Regions from separate parts of the Homo sapiens genome. Here region 2 is linked to region 1. The links are chromatin contacts, found by Hi-C or POLR2A ChIA-PET in ENCODE. All regions are on one chromosome and are shown on one strand. The core of a region is the stretch at or near the end of the contact, and the rest is flanking DNA. Distances in the headings are between cores, read along the strand shown.

Region 1 (2,538 bases), core at 30-2,529:
ATACCGTATTAGGTATTGTAAATAATCTAGAGATGACTTAAAGTATATGAGAGGATGTGTGTAGGTTATATGCAGATAATATGTCACTTTATATAAGGGACTTAAGCATCAATGGATTTTGGTATCTGTAGGGGGCGGGGAGGGGGTCCTGGAAGCAAGCCCCCAGACATACCAAGGAACAACTGTAATTATTTGGAATAAAAACATTTAAAGCTAGTTTTTCAGAAGTCTGATTATTTTTCATTTCCTCAATTTCCAACACCTAGCCCACAATTTAGACATGATGAACCAGGACAGCTAAATCAGTTCACACATCGCATGTTTTACTCAGGAACCTCTCTCTGCCCCAGTCTGCTTTCCGGAGCTCAGAATCCAGCCAGGAATCCAAGTGAGGAACAGTACCTGATTTAGTACTGCTGACTGGTGGCCGTGGACGGGAGTGCTGACGTTTCTCATCTAATAGATGTCGGACATCTGCAAATTTCTCAGGTGGTAATTTGTTACCAATTCGGTTTTTGATATTGCTTGAAGATACACTATCTGCCCTCATGGAGTTCCTTTAAAAAGGGGGTAGGATGGGGCACAGTTAACCAACTTCAACTGTGAGACAAGACCCAAACAACAATCTCATACTTTGGAGGAAACAATTTAAGAAATCCTGTCTTACATGGCCAACATTCACTTACAAATCCATAAACTTATAATTATTTGCTTATGGAAACCATGATCTGCCTGCTCTAAAGAGACTGGTTCTGGTGAGCAGGTTTTCGAAGGTGGTTTCCACATGTGTATGTGCTATTACACAGCATACAACTACAAGTCCCCCTTTTCTGGGACAAACGTTAAGTAGAGGCCTACAAAGAGATTGGGGCTTCCACTTACACATGCTGTGATGTGGCTGTAGTCAACACACAGTATAGTCTACAGTCTCTCTCTTTAAAGGGCAGACTTCTCTTTCAAAGAGATATGCTATCATGCTAGGTGCCAGCACCGTTCCGGCAGCATTCTCTACCAGAAAGCTCTCTGAAAACCAAAAATAAGAATGTGAACAGGCTCATGCCTGTAATCCCAGCACTTTGGGAAGCTGAGGCGGGCGGATCACGAGGTCAGGAGATCGAGACCATCCTGGCTAACATGGTGAAACCCAGTCTCTACTAAAAATACAAAAAATTAGCTGGGCGTGGTGGCCTGTACTCCCAGCTCCCCGGGAGGCTGAGGCAGGAAAATGCTGTGAACCCAGAAGGCGGAGCTTGCAGTGAGCCGAGATCGTGTTATCGCTCCACTGCACTCCAGGCTGGGCGACAGAGCGAGACTCCGTCTCAAAAAAAAAAAGAACGTGGTGAACAAGGCCATACAAACAAATCAGCTTGAATGGTCTTTTCCCCTCCCCACAAACATACTACGTTACACAGAGCATCCCTAGACTCTAACCCTTAGAACTGTGGATTCTGCCTGCACAGAATCTGCTCACCCCTAGTAGTAATCAAAGACATGCACATTAAAATAACTATTTTTTTTTTGTTCATGAAACTAGCTAGCATTAGAAAGAATGGTAATAGCTAAGGCTGGTGAGCTTGTAGGTAACAGGTGGTAATGTGAGTGATTAAAACCCTTCTGGGATTAAAACCCTTCTGAGCCCGGGCATGGTGGCTCATGCCTGTAATCCCAGCACTTTGGGAGGCTGAGGCAGGTGGATCACGAGGTCAGGAGATTGAGACCATCCTGGCCAACATGCTGAAACCCGTCTCTACTAAAATTACAAAAAATTAGCCAGGAGTAGTGGCAGGCGCCTGTAGTCCCAGCTACTCGGGAGGCTGAGGCAGGAGAATGGCGTGAACCTGGGAGGCGGAGTTTGCAGTGAGCCGAGATCGCGCCACTGCACTCCAGCCTGGGTGACAGAGCGAGACTCCGTCTCAAAAAAAAAATAAAAACACACAAAAAACCCTTCTGGAAAAAAATAAAGCAATACTTACCATCTTTTTAAACACATATTGTTTTGTGTAATAACTGGACTTTGAGGAATTTATTGAGTTAGTGCAATTGTAAGAAAATAGAAACCTAAAGTCCATCAAAAAGGAATTCGTTAAATAAATCATGATACTTTCAAACAACAGACTATATACAGTTGAAAAAAATAATGTCTACAATATATTAAGTGAAAAATGCACAATGCAAAACTATAAATAGCATAACCTCATCTTTATAAAAAGTATACTTTTATACAAATATATCTACAGCTTTTCCCTGTGCCATACACACACACACACACACACACACAAATAGCTGAAAGGTTATTCGCCAAATTGCTAACAGTAGTTATTGTTGAGAAAGAATGGGAATACAGATGATTTTCACTTTCTATGTTGTCTTTTGTTTTTATAACAAGAATCACTGCTTGTATAGAGGAAATACTGGATGCGTTTATTAAACTCCTACAAGGGACTGAAATCAGAATAGATAAAAGATATTATAAAATTAGGAGGAATTAAGAAGTTATACTAGTATTTAAAATCAAATTAAAAGCTAGCTTTGATAAAA
Region 2 (2,538 bases), core at 26-2,525, 190 kb after region 1:
TGGAGTGTTCCAGAGCCTGACGTGTGATCTGACTGACTGCAGAAGCAGACATGAGAACATGAGAATCCAGCTGTCTTCTACGAGGCCAGACATGAGAGGGGTCTGCAAGGATGGAACACAACAGCGCCACCCTCTGCAGGCATTCCTTTTTTCTTTTTTGGTCACCTATTTGTCCCAGAGCACTCAGTAATTACTTTGTTTTGAAAAGTTAGAGTCGTTTTTCACAAGACGTGTTATTCATGTTAACATGAAATGGGTTCACTACTTTAAAAAAATAAATTGATAAAGGTTTACACTTTTGCTTAATTTTTAAATTGAAAATCTCGTTTCTAATGGCACATATGGATATATGCATAATAGACATATCCAAAAGCTTTCTGAGCTCCTCAGTCAGTGAAAAGTGTGAAGCGTCCTGAGACCAAACAGCTGTCAGAAGAGGAGTTCCGCTACCAGAGAAGCAACTCACATCTAAAAATATGTGAAATCTAACTCCACGGAAACTTCAAGAATCAGCCAAACTAAATTTAAGGCATCGGTTGTTTTGGTTTTAAAGACACAAATTCTTCTGACCCCACAGTTTAGAGTGAATGACTCTGATAAATGGGGCTCGTGCATGCTCTCTGAGCACCAGGAGGAAGTGACTGAACTGGAACAAGCTCTGTGTAAGCTCCGGGTGGATTCTGTCCTACTCAGACGCAATGTACAGACCTTCTCTGCCCTGGCAATGGTGAGATGGTGGCGCCCCAGCCTGGGGGCCAGCTCTGTTGGGGTGGAGAGAGTACCTGTGCCGCACAGCGGAGAAGGTGGTCGTCCGTGGTTAGGGCCAGCAGGTAATCCTGCAGCACGCCAAGCTCCTGCAGAGAGAGAGCAGGGGCTGTGAGTGACAGCGCCAGATGCGCAGTGCAGCTCTCCCAGACCACCTGGGACACCTGCTTGCGAAAGCAGAAGCCTCTCATGGGCGGACGCTACTCACGCCGCCCAGCACCGCGTGGCACTGCCTTGCTCAGAACCCTGGCGGGAGCCAGGTGCCCGGTGCCGGGGTCACCTTTGCCTCCACCTGCCCTTGGGTGACCAGGCCGGGACCCCTCCTCAAGCCAGTTTCCTCATGTGTGAAAGGAGAGGGAAGCTAAAGAACTCTGAAAGGCCCTTTCAGCTCCCACATTCAATCAGTCTATTGTGCTGAGGGGAGGAAAAAAAGAGAAGGAAGCAGAAATAACCCATCGTTTTATTTTCCAAAACTCACTGTTGTCAAGGGCTGATCCCGGGCAGTTTCTCCCCCATTGGCTCTAGGCCTGACAAAATAAGCAATCTCAGAGCTGACCTGAGGGTTTCCCAGGCCTGGGAGAGGCGAGAGCCTCAGACTCTCAGCCATGCCTGTCCTGTGTGGCCTGTCGAGACCCTGGCCACTCAGGCTCGGATGAGGCAGCAGCTTCTGCCCTGGGTAGCAGAGGGAGCAAACGCACATGGAGGCACCGGGCTCCCTGCCCAGACCTCAGGCCTCACCTGGGCACGGTTCTCGGTGACGAAGAAGAGCTCAGTGAGGGCACGATGCAGGGGAAGGAGGATGCCGGGCTGCGTCACGTCCTCAAACAGGCCGTACTCCATGTGGGTAAAGAGCTGCCACAGGGGCTTCAACAGCGCAAGGTCACACAGGTCACTGCAGGAGGAGCCCCGGAGGTGGTCAGTTTACTGAGAGCCATGCCAAGGTCACATGGCTTACAGCTGGCAGGAACCACAGCTCAGACCCTCCCTCTCCCACAGCTGGTACAAATGATTATAAAGTCGCCTCACCTATGCTCCCCACAAAGCAGCCACGAATAGTCACCAACAGCAAAGAAGGAAAGGGGCAGAACCTAAACTTTAAAACCAGGCTCCAAGGGAACAGGAGGTCGGAAATGTGCTCACGGGGATTACTGTGCATCTTGAAAAATGGATGTTACGGGCTACACATGGTGGCTCACACCTGTAATCCCAGCACTTTGGGAAGCAGAGGTGGGAGGATCACTTCAGCCCAGGAGTTGGAGACCAACCTGGGAAATAAAGCGAGACCCTGTCTCTACAAAAAATTAAAAACAAACAAACAAACAAAACCCCAAAAAACAAACAAAAAAAAAACCTAGCTGTGTGTGACAGCACCCAGCTACTCGAGAGGCTGAGGTGGGAGGACTGCTTGAGCCCAGGAGTTGGAGGTTGCAGTGAGCCATGAGTGCACCACTGTACTCTGGCCTGGGCAACAGAGTGAGACCTTGTCTCTTAAAAAAAAAAAAGTTATGAAGACTTTCCAGTGACAGTGGGAACTCATCTCAAGATAAATATTAAATGAAAAAAAGCAAGATGTGGCCGGGCGCGGTAGCTCACGCCTGTAATCCCAGCACCTTGGGAGGCCAAGGCAGGCGGATCACGAGGTCAGGAGTTGGCCAGGAGACCAGCCTGGCCAACACAGTGAAACCCCGTCTCTACTAAAAATACAAAAAATTAGCTGAGCGTGGTGGTGGGCGCCTGTAATCCCAGCTACTAGGGAGGCTGAGGCAGAAGAAT

Evidence for each region. Hi-C counts contacts between places; a loop is a spot of excess contacts on that map. ChIA-PET counts read pairs that join two places held with the same protein, here RNA polymerase II (POLR2A).
Region 2: a loop to region 1 is called in a map of Right ventricle myocardium superior, with 2.4 times the contacts of the local background. The contact joins two enhancer-like sites. A Hi-C loop is called at or near these places in 1 of 168 maps with a recorded cell type or tissue (Right ventricle myocardium superior). POLR2A ChIA-PET finds 5 or more read pairs at or near these places in 2 of 52 experiments (CD8-positive, alpha-beta memory T cell and activated CD8-positive, alpha-beta memory T cell).

Annotation. Positions count from the first base shown.
Region 1 is chr17:3,815,714-3,818,251 of GRCh38, forward strand. It overlaps NCBP3 (nuclear cap binding subunit 3), which reads right to left. Exons shown (of 13, transcript NM_001114118.3): 11 at 403-557. Among named protein-coding and RNA genes, the nearest start is that of ITGAE, 16 kb to the left of the region's middle. Within about 2 kb of position 1,280, at least 2 of the 41 ENCODE cell types and tissues checked have a DNase peak (open chromatin) inside an H3K27ac peak, as active enhancers do.
Region 2 is chr17:4,008,101-4,010,638 of GRCh38, forward strand. ZZEF1 (zinc finger ZZ-type and EF-hand domain containing 1) reads right to left here. Exons shown (of 55, transcript NM_015113.4): 53 at 1,504-1,657; 54 at 783-854. Among named protein-coding and RNA genes, the nearest start is that of LINC01975, 32 kb to the left of the region's middle. Within about 2 kb of position 1,276, at least 3 of the 41 ENCODE cell types and tissues checked have a DNase peak (open chromatin) inside an H3K27ac peak, as active enhancers do.